Linked DNA regions of Homo sapiens: region 2 is linked to region 1. A link is a loop called in an ENCODE intact Hi-C map of the cell type or tissue named here. Cell type or tissue: Caco-2. All regions are shown on one strand. Links, peaks and the distances in the headings refer to the core of each region. The heading gives the core; the rest is flanking DNA.

What was found. A loop is a pair of places that touch in the nucleus more often than their neighbours do. Peaks named below come from ENCODE experiments on the same cell type or tissue, not always from the same donor. Only the 100,000 strongest peaks of a DNase experiment are listed, where the experiment ranks them.
Region 2: it touches region 1 in a loop (6-fold over the local background); 2 of 110 quality-filtered maps call a loop at or near these places.

Annotation. Positions count from the first base shown.
Region 1 is chr20:56,968,717-56,981,216 of GRCh38, reverse strand. It overlaps LOC105372683 (a long non-coding RNA gene), which reads right to left and starts at 6,582. Exons shown (of 4, transcript XR_936898.3): 1 at 5,795-6,582; 2 at 3,619-3,715. In Caco-2, for the core only: CTCF peaks have their summits at 3,599 (motif pointing left), 6,433 and 6,632 (motif pointing right); a DNase peak (open chromatin) is centred at 6,626; H3K27me3 peaks cover 154 bases.
Region 2 is chr20:57,054,526-57,067,025 of GRCh38, reverse strand. No RefSeq gene overlaps it. Among named protein-coding and RNA genes, the nearest start is that of BMP7-AS1, 150 kb to the left of the region's middle. RefSeq lists an enhancer at 1,430-1,931. In Caco-2, for the core only: a CTCF peak has its summit at 5,561 (motif pointing right); DNase peaks (open chromatin) are centred at 5,535 and 6,165.

The DNA.
Region 1 (12,500 bases), core at 2,802-10,801:
AACTCTTCCCTAAGCCTGGCCTGTGGACACTGAGCCGGAGGCTGGGATTCTTCAGTCTACACAGGTCGGCCAGGTCTTTGTCTTTACTGGCCCAAATCTTTGGAGGCCAGAGGGGATCGGGTTGGGTCACAGGTAGGTTCAATACATCTACTGAACGCACAAATGGAAATAGCTTAATCCTGCTGGGTGAAATGTTGTTCTTCATGGTGTGTGTAGTTTAACAGTGTGTCTCTGTACACTTCTCAAGTTTACATCTTATAGCCACAGGCTTGGAGATTGCATCTCTCACCGCTGGCTCCCTCAACACCCAAAGCACAATCCTGCCTCCAGCCTTTTGTATGTGCTCTTTGCTGCTAAGAAGGCTCCCCCGCCCAATTGTCTGCATTCAGGTCCTAGCTCAGTGTCACCTCCTCAGACTTTCCCTGCCCCTCCTATTTAAAGGAGACCCCCATCACTTCCCATTCCTTTCCTATTTTTCTTCTTCCTAGCATTCATCTCTCCCTGACACTATGTTACCTATTCATGGTTTATCATCTGCCTCTCTCACGACAGCACAAGCTTCACTCAGATGGGAAGTGTTTCGTTCTCTGCGGTTTCCCCACTGCGGAGGACAGTGCCTGGCACATACACACAGGCTGATTATCAATCACCAGAGATGTTTGCCATCAGAAGGGTTTTGGAGTTTGGGTGTTTTTCAGATTTTGGATATTTATAATATACTTACCAGTTGAGCATGCGTAATCCCCAAATCTGAGATCCCGGCCAGGTGCAGTGGCTTATGCCTGTAATCTCAGCGCTTTGAGAGGCTGAGGTGGGAGAGTCACTCGAGGCCGGAAGTTTGAGACAGCCTGGGCAATACAGTAGGACCCTGTCTCTAGTTTAAAAAATGAAATTAAACACACACACACACACACGCACACACACAAACTCTGAAATCCCAAATGCTCCAAAGAGTGTTTCCTTTGAGCATGGTGTCAACACTCAAAAAGTTTTGAGCTTTGGAGCATTTCAGATTTTCAGATTAAGAATGCTTCACCTGTAGCAGGTACTTAATGTATCTGTTGAATGGGTGAATGCAGGAGTGAGTGAATCATAACTTGCAGTCATGTCCTCAGTAATAATCGATATCCCTTTTGTGGGCCTCCTGCTTGCTACAGGCAGCTGCACTTCTTCATTCTTTGCTTATTGTCTACAGTTGCTTCTGCACTCTGTGGGCAGAGTTGAGCCATTTCCACCCTATGCTCCCCCAAGCCTGAAAGATTTACTATCTGGCCCTTTACAGAAAATATTTGCAGACATGTCTTAAAATGTGCATAGAGATGGCTGGGCACGGTGGCTCACGTCTGTAATTCCAGCACTTTGGGAGGCCGAGGTGGGCGGATCACGAGGTCAGGAGATGGAGACCATCCTGGCTCACACAGTGAAACCCCATCTCTACTAAAAATACGAAAAATTAGCTGGGCATGGTGGCATGCACCTGTAATCCCAGCTACTTGGGAGGCTGAGGCAGGAGAATTGCTTGAACCCAGGAGATGGAGGTTGCAGTGAGCCGAGATCGCGCCACTGCACTCCAGCCTGCGCGACAGAGCCGGACTCCATCTCAAAACAAACAAACAAACACAAACAAAAATGTGCATAGAGTCAAATCTGGCTCCTGCTTAAAATGATTTGATAGATTCCCATTGCTCCTAGGATCAAGAATAAAATCTTTAGCATGGTCCCAATGCTCTGGACAGCCCAACTGTCCAGCCACACTGCCTTCAGTCCTTCTGTCACACCAAATTTCCTCCTGCCCCCGGGCCCTTGCACAACTGTGTGCACTGCCTCAACCACTCAGCCCTCCCTCCCACCTCTGTCTTGCTACCTCCTGCTGATGCATCTGATCTGACCTCCACAGTCACCGTTCGACAGACACCCTCCCTGGCTCCCCTGAGAGATCAAAGAGACCACACCACCCTGCAGCTCACCTTCAAAGATTGAGTTTTAGGCCCCTTTTTTAGATTATTTAACATCCTTCTCCCCACGCGCCCCACAAGGGAGGGCCATGCTGCTTATATCCCAAGGCCCAGCACAGAACCTGGCACAGAAGAGACCTCCTCAGTGTTCATTTGTGGAAGTGATCACGCTCACACATGGGTAGAGGACTGCCACTTTACACAGGGTCTTGTTCTGTCCCCCAGGCTGGAGTGGCCTCACAGCTCACTGCAGCCTCCAACTCCTGAGCTGAAGGGATCCTGGGATCCTCCCGCTTCAGCCTTCCAAGTAGCTGGAACTACAGGCATACACCACACGCCTGGCTAAAGTATATCTTTTTGTGTTTTGTAGAGATGGAGCCCCACTATGTTACCCAGGCTGATCTCTTACTCCTCAGCTGAAGTGCTCCTCACACCTTGGCCTCCCAAAGTGCTGGGATTACAGGCGCGAGCCACTGCGCCCAGCCTGGGACTCTGTTCTACACTCAGTCATGAGGGGAGATAACAGCTTGGCAAAGTCCCCGGTGGAAATCTCTGGATCCTTATGGTGTGGAATAGTATCAAACACACAGCAGGTGCTCACGGCAGGTGGCATCCTGTGCCCGTGCACTGACCCTGATATGGCGACGTGGTCCCTGCCTGGGAGAGCTCACAACCTGGTGAGACGGACACGTGGGTTACCCAAGCAACGCAGCATTCGCGTTTCACTGTTCTATCATGTGTTTTGCTGTTTTGTATTGTTTTTGTGTAATCTCATAGGTCAGAAGTCGGGACTCCATGGCCGCTCAAGGTTTAGGGTAACTAAAGGATCCAGATGGAGCTGGATCACAGCTTTCCCACTGTCCAAAGATGGGTGTTCAAGGTGGTGGACATTTGGGATTTGAGATGGCCTGAGTGAACTTCCCACGGCTTCCCCGCAAGGCTGGAATTCTGGGCACAGGGAAGTCACAGCAGATCTGTGGGTCTCTTGGTGGCTGAGGAGCCATAGCCTTGACCTCCTTTTGCCTCAGTTTCCACATTGGGAGAGAATGGGGGGTGCTGTTGAGATGCATAATTATGACTCGTTTGCAGTGAGCCTGGGGCTGCTGGGATGAAAGTCTTCATGTGTGTCGTATATTTTATTGTTATAATCACAGCAGACTCTGGAGAAAATTCAAAGAGATCTTTTATAACCCAAATTATAGAAGTTTCTTCATTCAGGAGGGAATATCCCAGAGTAATTAGTGAGGAAACTGGGAATAGCCCTGCCAAGAGCCTCTCAGTCGTTTTCCCCAGAGGGAGTAGAACTTTCTGAGGAAAGCTGTTTTCCCCATTGGAAACAAGAGCCGGACTCCACACAGGACAACTCGGTGACCTCACCAGGATGGGTCGCTGGTCTGTAGAGCAGAGGGAGGGAGGAGCTGCAAAGCCAGAGGGGGTGCACTTGGACCCTGTGAGGGATCTGGATAACATGACCTTCGTTGTTCCTGGGATGTGGGAGGTCATCCAGAGGACTGAGCTGGGCATTTCCTAAGGGGTGACATTTCCTCCAAGGATTAGACCAACTCCAGTGGCAGTAAGGGGTTTTCAGAGAGGGACAGAGGGGCTCCCACTAGTGGCAGGGTGATGATGGGAATGGGTACCTTTTCACTTGAGTTGAACCCACCTTGTGACGGAGCAGTGTCCCCTGACCTCATCCCAGGCCTGGTTAGTAAAGAAGGCTGCCAGCCTCTCTGCCCCACTTCAGATAGGAATGCATTGAGCTGCAAGTAAAAGAAAAATCACTGCTTCTTACATGATGGGAACTTGGACCTAGGTGGCTGCAGGGAATTCAGCAGTTCAATAGTGCTAGTGCCACAGGTTCCCTTGGTCTTTCATTCATGGCTGGGAGATGGCTGAAGCTACCTCAGGCATCACCCTTGAGCTCTTGGTAGGAGGAAAAAGGAACAGATGGTGCCAGCTGCACCTGCGCTTCCCCAAGAACTGCCTTGGGGCCTTTGTACAAGCTGTTCCCCCACCAGAGCATGCTCTTCCCTTTTTGTGATGCTGTCATCTCCCACCAATCTTGACCTTTCCATTCCCAAAGGGTCCCCTGTCATTCTCCTTCAGGAGAACTTTCAACCGCTGGGATGAATTATTTGTACAAATATTCCTTTAATCTCTGTCTCCCCCACCGGACTGTAAGGCAGGCCGACAGGCACAGGGGCTCGGCTCACTCTAGTGAGCTCTGGGTCCAGCACTGTGCCCAGCACACAAAAGGGGCACAATGGGTGATTTCCATGACAAAGGCCTGGGTAGTCCAGAATCTCTGGGCTGTAGGCCTCAGTTTCCCTGCTTACCCCTGGTGGGGATCTGGTCACTGGATAATCACTCCTGTGAAGACACAGGAGCCCCACAGTGTCCACACACCTGTCATGGGGGACGGAATGAGCTGGGGTCTGGGGCTCCACATGTCGCTCAGGAAGTGCTGGGTTCCTGCCCTCTGGGGGCTGGCATTTGCCTCCCACTTCAGGGAGGAAAATGATGGAGGCTGATCATGCAGGGCAATGCCCCAGAACAGGACTTTACGGCACCCCAGAGAATGCACAGTCCAGCCAGCCGATGGCCGAGAAAACCGTGGCCATTTCCCTCCTTTTACAGGATAGTGATCAAGACCCAGTTAGGGGAAGGGGCTGAACATGCCAGGCCCTTCCTCTCCTGGATGCTGGCCACTTTCCCACACTCGTGCAACAAAGACGTGCTGGGCTCTGCTGTGTGCCAGGCCCTGGCTTGGTGCTGGGGATACACTCATGTGGGAGGCGGGTCCCAGTCACACGGTGCTCACAGGCTGGTGGGACAAAAACAGGCTACAAAGAACAAGGAGAGCAGAGACACACACTAGGCCAACCCGCCCGGGGGGATGCCAGTCTCTGGAGCCCAAGCTAGGCCAGAAGAGCAGACTTGTCTGCCCCTCCGTGCTCCTCCCTTATCTGACCCCCATGCTCCTCCCACATCTGACCTCCTCCTGTTCCTCCCCTATCTGATTCCCAAGTTCCTCCTCCATCTGACCTCCTCTGTTCTTACCCCATCTGACCCTCCATGCTTCTCCCCGATCTGAGCCTCCATACTCCTCCTCCATCTGACCTCCTCCTGTTCCTCTCCCATCTGACCCTCCATGCTCCTCCCTCATCTGAGCCTCCATGCTCTCCCCCATCTGACCTCCTCCTGTTCCTTCCCCATCTGATGCCCATGTTCCTCCCTCATCTGACCTCTGTTCCTCCCCATCTGACCCTCTATGCTCCTTCTCCATCTGACTTCCTCCCGTTCCTCCCCTATCTGATCTCCTGTTCCTCCCTCATCTGACCCCCACATTCCTCCCCATCTGTGTCTCCATATTCCTCCTCCATCTGAACCTTCATGTTCCTCTTCCATTTAACCTCCTCCTGTTCCTTCCCCATCTGACCCCTCATTTTCCATCTCCAACTGGTCCCCATGTTCCCCCCATCTGACCCTCATGCTCCTTCCCTGTGGGATCTTTAACATGCTCACCCAGCTGGGTGTGGTGGCTGATGCCTGTAATCCCAGCACTTTGGGAGGCCGAGGCAGGCAGATCATGAGGTCAAGAGATCAAGATGATCCTGGCCAATGTGGTGAAACCCCGTCTCTACTAAAAATACAAAAATTAGCTGAGCGTGGTGGCAGGCGCCTATAGTCCCAGCTACTTGGGAGGCTGAGGCAGGAGAATCACTTGAACCTGGGAGGTGGAGGTTGCAGTGAGCCAAGGTCACGCCACTGCACTGCAGCCTGGTGACAGAGAGAGACTCCATCTCAAAAATAAATAAATACATAAAAAACATGCTCACCCAGGCATCATCTGGTCCCGTGGATGTGGGACCTAGAAGAACATTTCTTGCAAACACTTTCTGACTTTAGTTCAAGACTTGAGAAGAAAATTCATGTCTTAAGTCATAGGGAAGAGTCTTCAGATATTTTCTATCCTTCACTCCCCAAAACCCACTCTTCAGACGAAGCGTGGGAGGAAACTCGGAGTGCAGAGGAGTCTCAGCCTTTGGAAATGGGGAGTGGGGAAGACAAGCGCTTTGGAGTCTTCTAGAAGTCAGCATCCACACACATTTTCTCACCGACAGAGATCTGGCATGGGACAGCTTCTAGGTTGTTGTGAAACCTCCACAGGCGCCTGTTTTTCCTGTTGGGCTCATTTGCATGGAGAAAGACACAGGTGCGGGAGGTTTTGAAACTGGGCGAAGGAGCGCAGAACCCACACAAAGCCAAGCCCAGCTTCCACTGGCAGCCAAGGATCCCTGCTGGCGGTGTGGGGCTTCCTGCCGCTGTCCTGACTTTCACGGCTTGAGAGTCACCCCTGGAGACTGTGTTAGTTATTGGAGTTATTGCCCCTTCTGAAATCATAGATGCTTTTATAACCTCTTCCACAGAGGACAGTCTGTCAGCAACATCTTGGGTTGTGCAACTGGTGGCAATGCTATTGTTGCCCCGAAGGGACTGCATGAATCTCGTTAAGTGAAGAGGGTATCGCAAAATCTTCATCTCCGCCCAGCGGCATTGTCTTGCCCTGCCCCGTTTACCCCGATTTATCCTTTGGTCTTCAGTGCGCCTATTATTCACATTGAATGACGTTCACAGGAATCTGAATCCTTGCCCTGGACGTGCCTGTCCATTTAAGCCAGAAGGGGGCAGCGTTTTCCTGCCAAGTGAAAGGCTTTAAAAGCTAGAGAATTGGGGTGGAGGTGGCAGTGGGGAGCTGTTCCGGGGCAGCAAAGTCTGTGTTGGTTGTCCACACCACAGTAGTGTGTTGAAATGGCTTTGCTAACCCTGCATGACAGGTCTCCAAGAAGGTCGGAGGGCCCAGAGGGAATAACTGCAAAATCTACTCTCTCCATTCCTTCAACACACATCTGCAAATCAGAGTAGGAAAGCCAGGTGCCCCTTCTGTTCAAAAAGAAAAAAATCCTTCAAAGCAAATGATAATGAATGTGAGATGGGGCGCGTTGAGATGGGGCGCGTTGAGATGGCTGAGAAATTCATCTGTGATTTTACTTTCTAATGCACATAGAGGCTCAGCAGCGTGCTGGAGATGGTAGTAGAGACCTGGCTTTGAAAGCAAATTCTGCAAAGGTGTGTGCTGGGCGAGGCCATCCCTCAGAGCTTCCGTTTCTGCATCTGCAAGTGGGGATAACAAGAAAAGCAGCACTTCCAGAGTTGGATGGGAAATGAAAGCTCTGGCTCATGGGAGGCGCTAAGTGACTACCGTGCGTGCGTGCACTCGAGAGGTTAGATTTGTGGGTTTTAATTTTCATTCCTCGGCATAGAACACTTTTTTTCAGGGTGCAATCATACCCAGAACCACACAACACTGGCAATATGGATGGGAGACGTGGAGATTTTACATAATCTACTTAGCTTATCCTACAAATAAAAACACTGAGCTTATTTTGCAAATAAATGCAGCTTTAAGACGGATGCCCAGGCCTCCCCCTAGGTATGTCTACAACGTGTCTCCTAGTTAAGGATCCTGGCGCTGTCCCTGCTGAAATCTCAAGGACATGGAAACTGAGGCCACAAAAGGTGGAAGGAGGCTTTTCCATCCCGGGGGCAGTCCTGAGAAATCTCCAAGGACACCTGGGATCTGGTCGGGTTTGAAAGTCACTGGCTTTTGATCCTTGGAGAGAAAAGGAGGGAAAACACTGAGCTTCAGGGCCAAGGCCATTCTGCCCACTGAGCTTTGGGACTTCAGATTCCAGAGCCCTATCACTCACCCAGAGGCCTCGGGAGGTCCAAGTCATGCTGAGTTCTCAGGATCCAGCCCTGTGGCCTTGGCAGAAATGAGATCAAGTCTCTCATCCTCATCTGACTCAAGGGGATAGAGTCTGATTTCCAAGTACGGCTTCTCCTTTGGATGCGCCTGAGAGTTTGCCCAAGTCCCATTAGTCACTAACAAACCAAGAAAAGCCCAAAATGGAGGGGGGAAGCAAATTGAAGGCACCACGTTGGCACCTGTGCCCCCACCCCCACGCCTATCTCCCGTTTTCTGTTTAGCGGAGCATTTGCCAGGAGCCAGTTTCCATGGGACCCTCCTCACCAGCCAGTAAGGAAGACAGTGCTGAGACTGCAGGGGAAGCCATGTAACTTGCCCAGGGTCACACCCGGGAGGGGATGCAGGTGGCAGGTATGGTGTCATCTGGCACTGTTCTTTCCCTCAGCCTATGGGTGGGGGGTCCTGGGTGACACCTCGCCTGGCACTGAAAGTCCCACTTAGAAGTCTGTTTGAGGGTGCCTGCTAGGCCTGCCTTCTGCAGAGGCTGGAAAAAGCAGTCCCAGATCTGAAGTGGGGAAAGGAGCAACTGGAAGATTCCAAAATGAGCCCCTGTCATTTGCTTGGAAGGCAGGACAATTGTTTTCTGCATTTGAAAGGCCAGCTCCCTGGAGTCTGCCTTCACTGCAAAGGGAGCAGACTCAGACTCACCCCGGGCCCCTCTGCCTTCTGGGGCCCCAAATGGCGAGTGGGACCCTGTGCTGCCAGCCTGGGGCAGAGGGAAAGTGCCTGGAAGGCACTCCGCTCCCCAGATGGAGTCTGAAGTGCTCCAGCGGCCAGCTGAAGGTGGGAGACGCCAGGTTTTGCTTTAAAAACAGATCCAGGACAGGTACAGTGGCTCATGCCTATAATCCCAGTATGTTGGGAGGCCAAGGCAGGCAGATCTCCTGAGGTCAGGAGTTCAAGACCAGCCTGGCCAACATGGTGAAACCCCATCTCTGAAAAAATTAGCCAGGTATGGTGTCACGTGCCTATAATCTCAGCTACTCGGGAGGCTGAGGTGGGAGAATAGCTTGAACCTGGGAGGCGAAGGTTGCAGTAAGCTGAGATCGTACTACTGCACTTCAGCCTGGGTGACAGAGCAAGACTCCGTTTCAAAAAACAAACAAACAAACAAACAAACAAACAAAACAGACCCAGGACAGTGGAGCAGATGGATCTGCATTTGGATTCTGCCTTCACTACTTAACTGTGCACCTCTGGGCAAATAAGAGGGCCTCGGCATGTGTCACCTACTCCACAGTGGGCCTGTCTCTGGGCTGACACCTGACCATGCCTGTAATTCACCTAGCGCAGATCACGAATAAGCATCAGCATGAATATTCTCACTCCTGCCGTGCCTGGTTGGTAAAGCCACAACCATAAATCATTATCGAGTGTTCTTTGAGGATTGGGGCTGCTCAGTGATGCTGGCATTCCCACAAACCTTTAAAATCAGAAGGGTTTACCTTGGAGGTGAGAGTTTGGACCTCTTGTTTCTGTGCACTGTCTTGAGAGCAACCCGAAATTCAGTTACTCCCTCAGCCTTCTTCAACAGGTGGATGCAGAGCCCTCAGCAAACTCAAACCTATTTTCTAAAGCCTTGGGAGAATTGGCCAGAAAGCCCAGCTGAACCCTTGGGAGAGCTTTGAAAAGAAAGCAAATGCTTCATTTCTTTACCATTATTAGTATTATTATTCCCATTTTGTCCCCAGTAGAGAAGAGGAGGGTCCTGGACTGGCTCCAGGAGGACAGTGTCTGAGTGGCCCAGAGAAGTGGGGTGTGGGTGACAGACTTGAGGCCCAGCAATCTTCTCATCATTTTATTTCTTACCAGTGGCAAGATGGCTTCATTGCTGTTAGAACAAGAGCCTCCCCTCTCTGCCCTTTTAAGCCCAGGGAAACACTTGCCAATATAGAGACAGAGTAAACAGGGATTAGGACTCCTCCATCTAAAATCCCCAGAAAAGTCTTGGGTCTGAAACAGCTCCTGTCCTCCTGCCCCATGACAGCAGCAAATGGGCGATGAAGGGTTAAATCGCTCTGGATGGTTTTGGTTTTGCCACTTTCCATGACAGGCCCCTATCTATGGGCCTGATCAGACAAAGTGCACCTTTGGACACAGGGCACCTCCAGGAAATGTAGTTAGGAGCTTTCTGAATGGAGATGAGAATACACATGTGAGGTACCGGCTGCTTCGATGTAGTAGAGAATTGGGACCCCAGGATGGTGAGGGGCTTTGAGGTTAGGGACATCTGCATTCTAGTCCTGGATGGCCATGGCAGGTGACTGACCATCCCTGAGACTTCCATCCATCAAAAGAGGATAACATCTCCTTGGAATTGTACCCCTGGAACCTAAAGCCCTGTGAGGGCAGGCGGCTTGTCTGTCTTCCTCCCTCCTTGTTCCATCCCCAGGGACTTCGAACTGAGCCTAGCACACAGTAGGCACGTAATAAGCAATAAATGCCATCTATTGAAGAGTGGTTCTATCTGCTTTGCAAGGTGGTTATGATCCGCTGGGATAAAACCTTTCCAATGTCAGGTACTGAACAGGAAGCTCCTGTGGGCTGTTCCTTTCATTTTAAGTCCCCTTTCATGTAACTTCTTTGATCCAGCAAAGCATTGACAATTTCAGATGAGATGGCATCTACCAGAGAGCCTTGGGGTGAGCTGCAAAATGCTCTTGATAAATGTTTATAAACTCTGAAGTGCTTTGTCTAAATACTTCTACCCTCCAAAGAACTGAGCAGAGAATGTTCTGTTTTCATATACGTTACATCATTTCATCTTCACAACCCTATGGGATGGCAAGTGAATAGTGATTTTTAGAGATCCTGAATTATTTTATGTAGGCACCATTTTTCTGGACACTTTAGCATAACCTCCTCTTCTCCGATGTGGCCTCCCACACTTCTTCTGTGAGGGTTTTCCAGTGGCAAGAATAGAATAGCTAGGCTGGGCACTGTGGCTCACACCTGTAATCCCAGCACTTTGGGAGGCTGAGGTGGGCAGAATCGCTTGAGCCCAGGAGTTCAAGACCTGCCTGAGCAACATGGTGAAACCTCGTCTCTACAAAGATACAAAAGTTAGCCGGGCGTGGTGACACATACTTTCAGTCCCAGCTACTCAGGATGCTCAGGTGGGAGGATCACTTGAGCCCAGGGAGGTTGAGGCTGCAGTGAGCTGTGATCATGCCACTGCACTCCAGCCTGGGCCATGGGAGTGAGACCCTGTCTTAAGAAAAAAAAAAAAAAAAAAGACTAGCACAGCTGGGTGGGATGACCTGAAAACTAATTCAGCTGTTGAGCTGATGCCGTACATCCATTTATCCAACCTTTAAAGCAGAAGGGACTCATAACCACATAACCAGCATCATGTTTTAAATAGATAATAGATCAAGGGGAAGGGGAAATAAGGTTTAAAAAAAAGAAAATGCCAAGGCTGGGGAGAAAATGTGTAAAATCTGTGCTGTAAAGAAGAGGAAAGGAAGCCCAAATGGCCAGTAAATTCCATATAGAAAAATGAAATAAATTCATGGCATCAGGAATTTAAGAATGCAAAGGAAAACACTGGCAAAGATTTAAAAAACAAAACCAAAATAACCCCTGAGCTGCTGAGGAGGTGAGCGGGGTCCTTCCGACACTGCGGAGGGGTGGCAATGGCTGCAGCCGTTCAGGGGCACCTGGGAATGTGCATCTGAAGCTTGAAACAAATACATCCCCAGGCCAGACATGGTGGCTCACGCCTGTAATCCCAGCACTTTAGGAGGCTGAGGCGGGCAGATCTCTTGAGCCCAGGGAATGCAAGACCAGCCTAGGAAGATCCTGTCTCTACAAAAAAAAAAAAATTTTTTTAATTAGCTGGGCATGGTGGTGCACACCTGTGGTCCTAGCTACTCGAGAGGCTGAGGTGGGAGGATGGCTTCAGCCCAGGAGGTGGAGGCTGCAGTGAGCTATGATTGCACCACTACACTCCAGCCTGGGTAGCAGAGCGAGACCTTGTCTCAAAAAAAAAAAAAAAAAAGAAAGAAATACACACTTCTTATCCTAAGGAAATGATTGATCAGAAAAGCAGGCAGAAATACAGGTTTAAGAATATTTTCAGGTATTACAATAGCAGAAAAATAGGATACAACATAAATATCCAATCAGAGAACCCTAGAGACTTGGAAAATGTTAAAAAGTCATGCCGTAGGCCGGGCGCAGTGGCTCACGCCTGTAATCCCAGCACTTTGGGAGGCCAAGGCAGACGGATCCACCTGAGGTCGGGGGTTCAAGACCAAACTGACCAACATGGAAAAACCCCGTCTCTACTGAAAATACAAAATTAGCCAGGTGTGGTGGCGCATGCCTGTAATCCAAGCTACTTGGGAGGCTGAGGCAGGAGAATCGCTTGAACCTGGGAGGCGGAGGTTGAGGTGAGCCAAGATCGCGCCATTGCACTCCAGCCTGGGCAACAAGAGCAAAACTCAGTCTCAAAAATAAATAAATAAATAAGTCATGGCTTAAATGTAATCCCCTAAAAAGTAGATAGAAGCAGATAGACAGATAGTTTGGAAACAGCCATAACCAAAATATTTATGTGGGTGATTTTTATTTTTGCTTAGTATGGTTTTTTTTTTCTCAAATTTTCCATATGAACAGATTTTACTTTGTAATCAGAAAAAAAATCATTAGTTGTTTTATTTTTAAAGTAATGCTATAGGGCAGTATGGTTTTAGCATTCACGTTTATTTATT
Region 2 (12,500 bases), core at 1,600-9,599, 87 kb before region 1:
CCCAGGACCAAAAAACCTCCCACTGGACCCTACCTCCAACACTAGGGATCACAATTCAACATGAGATTTAGAGGGGACAACATCCAAGCCACATCAGCTTGTGTCTTCCCTGTTAACTCTTCCTTCCTGCTAATGATACTGTAATCAACAGAGCCCTGAGCCACTGGCTAGAGGAGGTCTGGTTGTGATTTATTCCAGTTTGGCCTCATCTGTAATCAGAACCACCCTAAACAGGAAACAAAGGGATGTCTCCATCCCTGGGACCCCAGGAACCCCGGCAGGGCCTCCAGGAGGTTCTGCCAAGGGTACGACCCGTGTGGGCTGCAGCCCTGATGTTATTCCTTCCCTGAAAGTGCAGCCCTAAGGAGATTGTCACGGAAGGTGCACTTGTGATCAGCAGCCTGAAATTGAGGTTTCCTCACCCAGGGACAGAGCCATGTTCCCAAACACCTGGAAAAGATGAGTCCAGATCGCTTCTCCCAGCCAGCAAAGTCAGAAAACTGACTGCAGCTTTTCATTTCTCCACTGGTCTTTGTTGTGCAGACAGAACTTAACAAGGAGAAAGGGTTTGGGAGGATCTGCGTGTCTGCTCAGTTTTCTGTCTTTTATTTATTCCTTTGGTGGGTTCATGACATGGGAACTGCTAGAATATGCCCATTGTAGGAAAATTAGCAGATGCAGGCAGACCAACAGAAAATTGTTTTAAAACCTCTACTGTGACTCATCCGCAGAGCATCACAGTTGATAGACTGGTATAGAATGGGTGTTTCTTTTTTGAAAAATGAAATACATGCTTACATTCTGCTTGGTGACCTGCTTTTTGAACGTGATGATCTTCATCGGCGCTCTCAACATTGGAAAGCATGGTGTAGTAGCTATCTGTTTTGTGGGACTGTTTCGCTCTGTTTGTTCATTAGCCAGGCCAGCTCCATCCTCCCTTCCGACAGGACTGCTCTGATTTTCCTTTGAGAATCTTTGCTCACAGCGTGCAGCCTTGGTCCCCCTGTCTCTCTCTCTGTCTCTTTCTCTCTCTTCTCTCTGTCTGTCTCTCTCTCCCTTTCTTTCCCTCTCCTCTCTTCCTTTTGTTGAGACAGATAACTTTCTGACGCCTTCCCTTCACCCCCCACCCGACGTTTTTCTGTAATTACCAGGATTCCAGACTCTGGGACATAACAAAGCCCGAGGTAAACCACAAGCATTTGACACGGCCTCAGTCTCAGTTTGCAGAGGGCCTGTTTGACAGCTTCGAGAGCCACATGAAGAAGCTTCTCAGTTCTGAGCAGGGCTACCCTTCTGGGCTGCTCAGTGACAGATAATATTTTCTAAGACTTTAATTAAATCCAAACCCCTGATACAAAGGGGTGGCCCTCCATGGTCACTCAACAGCCCAGGGGCCATCTGGGGCATGGTGGGAGCCAGGGTCCCTGGGGAGTCTGAGAGCCGCTGAGGCTGAGGGCTGTCCTCAGCTGGATGTGGCGATTCCACAGCTGAGGAATCTTGAGCTTAGAAAATCCAAATCATTGATGATGGGCAAGCAAACATGATCAGCCTTTGCCCTGGAGGGAGACATCAACTTTGTAAACAACGGCAAACAAATCTGGCTGCTGCCCCAGAGGGAGACACTTTTCTGTCTACTAAGTTGTTTTCTTGTAAAGACAGTATAGAAGAAAAGCTGTCAGTGCCTCTGCTCACAAGATGTGCAGAAATGGGAGACACCATAGAGAATTTTCTCTCAATGTGAATGAAACAGGAAGAGGAGAAGTGTCAAGAAAGATGTTTCTTTGATGTTGTCAGAGTGTGAGGCTGAGATGCTAGGAAGCTCTAATCCAGCTATTCACTCATCATCCTGTAGCCTCTTCCCTTGTGTTCGGTATCTCCCGTGGCAAAACCTAGCCTCATGGCTCCTGTGGCACAGTGGCTGGCTGACGTAGCAGTCAGGATGTGCTTGGCAGCAAGACACAGAAGAACCATCTCCAATGGCTCCAATAATAAGGAATTTGTTACCTCACCAACATGAAGCCCGAAAAGGAGTCAGTGGCTCAAGGACGGGCAGATTTGGAGGTTCAGTGGTGCTACTAAGACCACAACTTTCAGCCCTGCCATACTCCCCAAATTGTCCTCATCCTCAGGCTTTGCTTGTGGTTGCAAGGTGGCTGCCAGAGCTCCACACATAATATCTTCATACCAACACAGAAGGAGGGAGAGCAGTGTCTTCTTCATGAGCCCGCTTAAGAGTGGTAAGAAAAAACTTCCCCAAAGCTCCCAGCTTCCAGATGTTCTGTCAACTCTTATTGGCTAACATTGTGTCACATCCTCTTTACCTAAGCCAATCACTAGCAAGAAATGGAATTACTATGACCACCTTGGACCAATCAAGTTTCACTGTTGAACTGAGCCACCCCCGAAGCCCATGGATTCCAGATAACTGAACCAAAATAGGATAAAGACAGGTAAGTGACAGGGCTTCAGATACAGCAAAAATATGTAAATAAAAATGTTGTGGACCAGGCCTGGTGACTCTTGCCTATAATCCCAACACTTTCGGAAGCCAAGGTGGGAGGATCCCTTAAGCCCAGGAGTTTGAGACCAGCCTGGGCAACATAAGGAGACCTCGTCTATACAAATCATTTTTTAAAATTAGCCGGGCGAGGCAGTGCACACCTTTGGTCCCAGCTACTCAGGAGGCTGAGGTGGGAGAATTGCTTGACTCGGGGCAGTCAAGGCTGCCGCAGATGTAATCACGCCACTGCACTCCAGCTTGAGCAACAGAGCAAAGCCCCATCCCCGCCTTCCCCCTAGAAAACTAAAACAAAAACCCAAAAATGTTGTAGACGCCCAGTTAAATCTGAATTCAGATAAATAACAAATACTTTTTGGCATACGTCCCATGCAGTTTTGGGGGCAGGGGTGAAGGCCTAATTGAGCCGATTTGCCTGCTGCTGCTAGGAGGAAGCCTAGTAGTGGGGTGAGGCGGTATACTTATACTAAAACTTATTCACTGTTAAGCTAGAATTTGAATTTAACTGGGCATATTGTATTCTTTCTGGCAGCCCTAATAGCCAGTCAACACTGTCTGCTAGAGTTGGATCATCCCAGCAGCTGTGTGGTGGGAAGTTTTTGTCTGATTAGAAGAAAGCAAATCTATTTGGCTGAAATGGAATTCTTGGTAATGATCTCTCCCTGATACCCACACTGCTCCTCATGCCCCGAGCAGATCTCAGCACAGATGCTGCTGCTGTTCATTACGTTTTGCTACTGTTCATCATGTTTCCAGTTGGAAAACAGAGTCAGTTTTCCCCTTAATACCCTTCCCCCAATTCAACCCATCAGTTTTAATTCTCTCAGTCCTATTTCCAAGATACATCCTGACTTTATTCCCTCTCTCCCTGTCCACTCTCATCACCCCAAGCCAGTGATCTTCAACCAGGGTCCATTTTGATGCCCAAGGAACATTTGACAATGTCTGCAGAGAGTTCTGGCTGTCACAGCTCAGGGGGAGGGGACCCACTGGTGTTTGGTGAGGAGAAGCCAGGGATGCAGCTCAACATCCTACATTGCACAGGACGGCCCCACAGTGAAGACTTACCTGGCTCAAATTTCAGTAGTGCCCAGTGGAGAAACCCTAGTCTAGGCCAAGCGTCTTCCACCTTGGCTGAACAGCTGCCACGTGCCCCCTTGGTCTGCCAGCTGCCACTGGCTCTTTATTGCCCTAAATGTCCCCTCACCTTATGATTCCCCAATTAAATGGTTTCAGTGACCCCTCTCTACTCTTCTTTGTAAACAAAACCCACATTCCCCCATGGCCTACCTGCTGCCAGCCTCCCACATGCACCTTCACCCGGCCGCTTTTGCTTTGTTCTTTAAATAATGGCTTCCTCTTCCTGCCAGTCCCAGCTCCCATGTCATCTCCTTCAAAAAGGCTTCTTGGGCCTCTGCTACCTGCTGCCACCTGCCACACTTTACCCATTTTATAGCCTCCATGTGACACAGACAAGAGACAGGGAAATACTGGGTGGAAGAGGGCAGCTCCCTGGCAGAGGCCCCGCCCCAAAGCCTGGAAACCTGCAACCCTAAATGGGAACAGGCACTCCTGTTTTCATGCCCAAATGTTGCCTTTTGGCCTGCCATGGCCCCCTATCCTGTACCCATATAAACCCCAAACCCAGGTTCCACGAGCAGATGAGCAGAAGAATGGAGTGGTGGAGGAGGAGAGAAGAGAAGGAGCGTCTGAACGTCTGCTGGGGACAGTCAGAGAGATCGGCCCAGGGACAGCCAAACTCCAGGGAAAGATCATCTTCCCACGCCATTCCCTTTCCAGGTCCCCATCTGTCCTGCTGAGAGCCACCTCCAGCACCAAATAAAATCCCTGCATTCACCATCCTTCAAGTCCATGTGTGACCTGATTCTTCCTGAATGCTGGACAAGGACCTGTGTACCAAGACTGAGCTGGTTAACACTTAAGCCCTCCATGGATGGCAAGGCTAAAAGAGCACACTGTAACACACGCCTACTTGGGCTTCGGGAGTCACAGGATCCCACCTCCTGGATGCTGTTGTGGGGCTGGAGCCCAGGGGTGCTCACCCTATCTCCTGCACCTGCCTGTCTGCGTGCTCTCCCTCCTGTAAGGGGTTTGAGCACACACATGAGCCGTACCCTTGTTGCACATCCTGCAAGGGGGTTCAGGGAACTCTCCTGTTTCACATAGATATCCTTGTCAGATTCCCAATCTTTTCAATGATCTTATTTATAGGCTTTCCTATTGGTGAACATTTTCCCTGTGGCCCCTCCAGAAGCAAAGCTTTCTGAGGCAGGCACACTCTGGATCCTGCCCTCAGCGATACTGCACATGGTGTGTCCTCGGAAACCGGCACCGATAAGTGTCCAAGACATATTTATTGACTAACTGAAAGACACACGTTTACATAAATCCACCAGTGAAAATCAGGGTTGGGTACAGAATTTGCAGGGCCCAGTACAGAATGAAAAGGCGGAGTTCCTTGTCCAAAAATTATGAAGAATTTCAAGAGAGCATTAAACCCAGGGCAGGATGCTTCTAAGTGTGGGGCCCTGGACACATGCCCGTGAAGCCATCCCTGACTACGATATTACAACCACGGCCAAAGAATAATTTCTTAACTAAAAGTTCTTACTTCACTCAGTGCCCCCCAAACTCAAGTCCCAGCAGGGGTTCATTGGTAGGAATCCAGCTAAGAAAAATGTGGACAATGGAAGTAGTTTTTTTCTCAAGGCTAAACTGATGTCTCAGGGCTCAGTCTTAACTATTCTGCAACTGCTTTCCTTTTCTATTTTTGCTGGGAAAGTGTCTTCTCTTTTGAGAAGTGATGGTGATGCTGGATGTAATTACAGAGTACAAGGTTTGAGACTCTCACCCCCAGTGTTTTGGGTGCTTGCTTTGTATGTTGCCCTACTCTGTGGACTCCGGCATCTGAGAAGCGTCCTTTGAAGAGTTTAGTGGGATGGCTCCTATGTCCGTTCCCTTTCAGCAAAGAATCTGAGAGCATCATGGCCAGCAGAGGGGGCCGCAGGAATGCCGAATCCCCCTGGCAGGTCCCACATGTGGAGCTGCTCTCCCATCTCTCAGCTACCAGGGACGTACTTTATTAGGAGGAGAATCAGAATTCTATGAAACTCACCTGATGACCCTCCCTTTGGCATTTTGTATTTGCACGGTCTTCTTGGGCTAAAGCCTTTTTGGCTGAAATCCATGGTTCTGAGCCCTGGCTGCGTGTCAGCCTCACCTGGTGCGTTTTAAAAACATAATGTCCTGAGCTCGCCTCCCAGCATTTCTGATTCAGTTAGTCGGGGATGGGGCCTGGGCATCGGAGTTTGTAATGTCACTTCCCATCCCTGCTCTTTAATTCCAATTCTAATGAGTTGAGAACGCCAGCCAAACAGAATCTCTATCCGAAACTGGTGGTCTCATGGGAAAGGGAGTGAGTGCTTCTTTTTGGGGCCTGGGACAACTGTCTTCATTGCCTTCTTAGAGAAGGACAGTTTCAGCAAAGCACCAACAGGGCATGCCACAGGTTTGGGCAGGAAGCCTTGGGTGGTGCCCTGCCTCATGCTTGGTGGCACCTGAGCAGCTGTCCCTGACCTCTGCCTGGTCAGGAGCTTGTCCCGGTTTTCCTGTCTTGCCTGCGTCATGAGCAGGCCCACCCCTGGAAATGTGGCAGCTAGGTGTCTGGGCCCAGTGGGCTCTGGGTTGCAGCTGCTCCTTGCAGCCAGTGCATTGAGAGAACAGGCTGAGGTGCTGCCTTCTCCCTGAGCCGCCTCCTCCAAACCCTCGTGTAGCTCTGTCCCCAGCTGAAATATGATGACATTTACAGACTGCCTGTGAACGTGTTTCCTAATAGTAACCTTTTCAACAAAAAGAATAATTCAAAGTTTATGCAAAAGGCAATAGAAACCCCAAATGACTCAAAAGGTATTTTGGGAGTGGTTCCTCCCGCTGATCAAATGAGTAATCCTTCTAAGAGAGTACAAGCAATTTAATAAGAAAACTGTCTCCACGGTGAAGTTGCTTGAACCTGGGAGGTGGAGATTGCAGTGAGCTGACTTTGTGTCACTACACTTCAGCCTGAGCGACAGAGTGAGACTCTGTCTCAAATAATAATAATAATAATAATAATAATAATAATAATAACTCGTTCTCTGTCAGCAACCGCAGAGGCAAATCTCAAGACTTCACAGCCCTGCTCACCCGCACCCCACCCACTTCCCCATTGCCTCTGTCCTGAGATGGTTCCTTTCTAATATTCTGAAAAAGAGTTTGTGTCTCCCAGCATTACATTTATACAGGCATACCTTCTTTATTGCAATTTGCTTTATTGCATTTTTTACAGATTGAAGGTTTTGTGGCAACTCTGCCTCCAGCAAGGTTCATGGTGCCATTTTTCCAACAGCAGGTGCTCACCTGGTGTCTCTGTGTTGCATTTTGGCAGTTCTCACAATAGAGCTAATCATTTCATTATTATTATATTTGTTATCGTGATCTGTGGTCAGTGATCTTTGATGTTACTATTGCAGTGTTTTGGGGCACCACGAACTGTGCCCGTATAAGACAGTGAACTTAATTGATAAATGTGTGTGCCCTAACTGCTCCACTGGCCATTCCCCCATCTCCTCCCTCTCCTCATGCCTCCCTATTCCCTGAGATGCAACAATGTTAAATTGGGCCAATTAAGAAACCTACATTGGCCTCCAAGTGTTCAAGTGAAAGGAAGAGTCGCATGTCTCTCACTTTATTATTTATTTATGTATTTTTTGAAACAGGGTCTCTCTCTGTGGTCCAGGCTGGAGTGCAGTGGTGCAATTATGGCTTACTGCAGCCTGGAACTCCTGGCCTCAAATGATCCTCCCACCTCAGCCTCCTGAGTAGCTGGGGCTACAGGCAAGCACCACCATGCCCGGCTAATTTTTTAAAAAAATCTTTTTTTTAGTAGAGATGAAATCTCACTAGGTTGCCCAGGCTGGTCTTGAACTCCCGGGCTCAAGCAATTCTCATACCTCAGCCTCCCAAAGTTTTCTCAATTTAAATCAAGAGCTAGAAATGATTAAGCTTAGTGAGAAAGGCATGTCAAAAGCTGAGACAGGTCAAACGCTAAGCCTCTTGTGGTAAACAGTTAGCCAAGTTGTAAATGTAAAGGAAAAGTTCTCGAAGGAAATGAACTTTTCCGTGAACACATGTATAAAAAGAAAGTGAAACAGCCTTATTGCTGATATGGAGAAAGTTTGAGTAGTCTGGGTAGAAGATCAACCATACATAACATTCTGTTAAGCCCAAGGATTGCTAATTCAGAGCAAGACTCTAGCTCTCTTCAATTCTGTGAAGGTTGACAGAGGTGAGGAAGCTGCAGAGGAAAAGTTGGAAGCTAGCAGAGGTTGGTTTATGAGGTTTAAGGAAAGAAGCCATTTCTGTAACATAAAAGTGTAAGGTAAAGGAGCAAGTGCTGATGGAGAGGCAGCAGCAAGTTCTCCAGAAGATCCAGCTAAGATCACTGGGGAAGGTGGCCACACTAAAAAACAGATTTTCAATGCAGATGGAACAGCATTCCATTGGAAGATGCCATCTAGAACTTTCATAGCTAGAAAGGAGAACTCAATTCCTGTGTTCCAAGCTTCAAAGGACAGGCTGACTCTCTTTTTAGGGGCTAATGCAGCTGTTGATTTTGCACTGAAGACAATGCTTATTTACCGTTCTGAAAATCATATGGCCCTTAAGAATTATGCTAAATCTATTCTGCCTGTGCTCTAGCAATGGAACAACAAAGCCTGGATGACCATACCTCTGTTTACAGCTTGGTTTACTGAATATTTCCAGGCCACTGTTGAAACCAATTGCAGGGAAAAAAGGTTTTTTTCACAATATTTGTTCATTCGCAGTGCACCCGGTCACCCAAGTGCTCTGATGGAGACGCACAAGGAGATAAATGATGTTTTCATGCCTGCTAACACAACATCCATTCTGCAGCCCATGGATCAAGGAGTAATTTTGATTTTCAAGTCGTCTTGTTTAAAAAACACATTTCATAAGGCTATACCTGCCATGTATGGTGATTCCTTGGATGGATCTTGGCAAAGTAAATTGAAAACCTTTTAGAAAGGAATCACCACTTTAGATGTCATTAAGAACATTTATGATTGATGGGAGGTCAAAATATCCACATTAACAAGAGTTTGGAAGAAGCTGATCACAGTCCTCATGGGTGACTCTGAGGGGTTCAAGATTTCAGCAGAGGAAGCAATTGCAGATATGATGGAAATAGCAAGAGAACTGGAATTAGGAGTGGAGCCTGAAGATGCGACCAAATTGCCGCAATCTCATGATGAAATTTGAACAGCTGAGGAGTTGCTTCTTATAGATAAGCAAAAAAAAAAAAAAGGGGGGGGGATTTTTTGAGGCTGGGTGAGATAGCTCATGCCTGTAATCCCAGCATTTTGGGAGGCTGAGGTGTGTGGATCGCCTGAGGTCAGGAGTTCAAGACCAGCCTGGACAAAGTGGTGAAACCCCATCTCTAATAAAAATACGAAAATTAGCGGGGTGTGGTGGTGCACGCCTGTAATCCCAGCTACTCGGAGGCTGAGGCAGGAGAATCACTTGAACTTGGGAGGTGAGGGTTGCAGTGAGTGGAGATTGCTCCAGTGTACACTGTACTCCAGCCTAGGTGACAGAGCGAGATTCTGTCTTTAAAAAAAAAAAAAAAAAGGTGGTTTCTTGATATAGAATCTACTCCTGGTGAAGATGCTGCAAACATTGTGGAAATGACAACAAAAGATTGAGGATAGTGGATCAACTCATTTGATAATGCAGCAGCAGGGTTAGAGAAGATTGACTCCAATTTTGAAAGAAGTTCTATGTGGATAAAATGCTATCCAACAGCACTGCATGCTACAGAGAAATATTTTGTGAAAGGAAGGGTCAATCAATGTGGCCAACTTTGTCGTTGTCTTGAGGAAATTGCCACAGTGGCCCCAACCTTCAGCAACTGCCACCCTGATCAGTCGGCAGCCACCAATATTGAGGCAAGACTCTTCACCAGCAAAAAGATTGTCTGGAAGCTCAGACCATTGTTAGCATTTTTTAGCAGTAAAGTAGTTTAAAATTGGCCCGGCAGGGTGGCTCGCGCCTATAATCCCATCACTTTGGGAGGCCAAGGCCGGTGGATCACTTGAGGTCAGGAGGTCAAGACTGGCCTGGCCAACTTGGTGAAACCCTGTCTCTACTAAAAATACAAAAAAACGGGTTGGGCGCAGTAGTGGGTGCCTGTTACTTGGGAGGCTGAGGCAGGAGAATCGCTTGAACCTGGGAAACAGAAGTTGCAGTGAGCTGAGATTGCGCCACTGCACTCCAGTCTGGGTGATAGAGTGAGACTCGGTCTCAATAATAATAACAATAATAATTTTAAAAACAAATTAATTAAATTAAGGTATGTACATTGTCTTTTTAGACATAATGCTATTACACACTTAGACTATAGCCTGGTGTGAATATAACTTTTTATGCGCTGGGAAACCAAAAATTGCTCATGACTCACTTTAGTGCCATATTCACTTTATAGCTGTGGTCTGGAGCCAAACTCACAGTATCTCCAAGGTGTGCCTATACTTTAAACAGCCAGGAGAGAATCCACAACTACAGACACACCAGAGTGCAGAGGACTTGAGTCATCCTTTCTTCCCACAAGACAAAAGAGCAGATGGACCGTCAGACCCGCTCATTGACCGTGCACCTGGTCACCCAAGAGCTGTTTGGAAAGAGGTGGCTGGGAGAGGTCAAACCCCATGTCTCTCTTTTTAAAAATCCTCACATCTTTGACTCCTACGCAGGGGATCCTACTCTAATCCAGAGATTTTTTCAAATGCCACAAGCAGAAACGTGTCGTGTAACACTGTTGACCCTAAGAAGGAAGAGAAACAGTGAATAAGGAATTAAGAAAAACCAGGACAAAGTAAATGTGTCTGTCCAAGCACTGTGACCTTGACATAGACCCCAGATTCAGATCAGGGCTCCAGCCCTTGCCTTTTGCTTTTTGGGTACATCAGTTTCCTCTCAGGAGTCTTTGTTCCCTTAAAAGAGTAAGAGCAGTAAGTGCCCCCAGAAGGTTGCTGTGAGGTTTAAATGAAATGAACTGCTTTGGGATATCAAATCCAGGCAAAAAAAAAAAAAAAAAAAATTAACTGCGGAGTCCCATGTCCAGGGTCTGGTATGCAGCCTGGCTCCATAAATACCAGTTACTACTGAGTAATAAACATGGAAACCACAATATATTTAAATCAATCAAATGAAGCCTGGTTTATCCTGAGTCTCCACGTAGTAAAAATTGGTTCCAATATAATTTAGCCCACATCAGAAGTCAGATTTGAAATAAGTATTACGGGGAAACTACAAATTACATTTTTAAAGATTGGTCTATAATTATAGGCTTAATTAATTACACAAGGGATTTGTTCTTGAAAAGGTGTGTAAAATGTGTCCCATTTTGCACCAGAGAGATGGCCCATTGGAAGGAACCCTGTCATTCCTACAGATCTGTGAACCTTGGAGTTTCCACACCTTAGGTTTTTATTAAAAGGAAGGCCACCTGCTGTTAGTTGGACATTCAAGATATACTGTTTAAAAACAAAAAACCAAAAACAAAGAAGTACGTGTTCTCTGGATGAAGAAAGTTAACCCAAACAGAAGAGGGTGGATTTAGAATTACAAGTTTATGCCTTCATGTTCCCTCTCCCAGGTATAAACATCAGTTCAGGTCTTGGTGTGAACTCTTCCAGACTTTCTTCTACACGTGTACAAATATCTGCAACCAGTAGATCTGTTTTTTTGACTTGCAATTATCCTCTATATTCCATGCTGCAACCTGCTTTCTTCACTGACCAATATATCCCACCTGTTCAGCACCCATTCTCGCGAATGCCTGCTGAGCATTCAGTAAGAAGAGTGTTACGTTTTAAGAAATTTCAGTTCTGCTTTATAGCTTTCCGGTCTCAAAAATTGGTGAACAAAGGTAAGCAAGACAGGACAGTCTAACATAAAGGTCTGCTGCCCCCGAGTTCCCCAATCCCCCTCTGCAGAGGGCCTGCTGTTTACGGGTGTGTGTGGCCCTGCACTCTGCGTACACGAGCACATGATTACCCATCTCCAGTTCTGTTTTGTTTCTAAACCCACTTGGGATTATGCTACATAGACTTCCTTGCACCTTGTGCCAAGAACAAGAGGAAAATTCAGCCCAAGTGGGAATGATCTTAAACAAAAGCAACTTTAAAAAATAAATACCTCTAAAGTGAGATTCTCCCATGAGGGTACTGACTGTTTATTTTCGGTTGGGTGTAAAACTCTTGCCCCGTGGCTGCTGGTGGTTTTCTGTAGGTTGGACCGATTCTAAGTCTTTCCTGAGAAGGGTGGTGTTCAGCCTTCCCTGAGAAGACACCAGCACTCTCTAACCCCTTTGCAGGCAGTTACAGGTTTTCCTTCCCCATCCCTGGAAATGAGGCTGTCTGTGGAAAGCAATGGTGGAGATTGAAGGGCGAACCCATCCCAGTTCTGAGACAGGAGAATCGCTTGAACCTGGGAGGCGGAGGTTGCAGTGAGCCGATTTCGCACCACTGCACTCCAGCCTGGGTGACAGAGCGAGACTCTGTCTCAAAAAAAAAAAAAAAAAAATTGTCTCACAGCCTGGGAACCCCCTCAGTCCCAGGCAAACGAGGACGGTTGGTCACGATGGGTAGAGAACCGCCCGCAATTGGTTCTTGGGAGTTCTGCCAATGCCCAGAAGGTTAGGTCAGCTACTGGAATGCTCTCCCTGGAAGGCGGGCGTCGGGGCAGACAGTGGACCTCTGTTGGGGGCGCATTCCCTAGCCTTGTTTGTTGAGCTGCCTTGATGCTGGCGGGAAGCTGTGTCCACACAGCAGGCAGCAGGGTTATCCCGAACACTCTTTGTGCTCACAACAGACTGGGTTGTGTTTGCGACTGGCATTCAGCT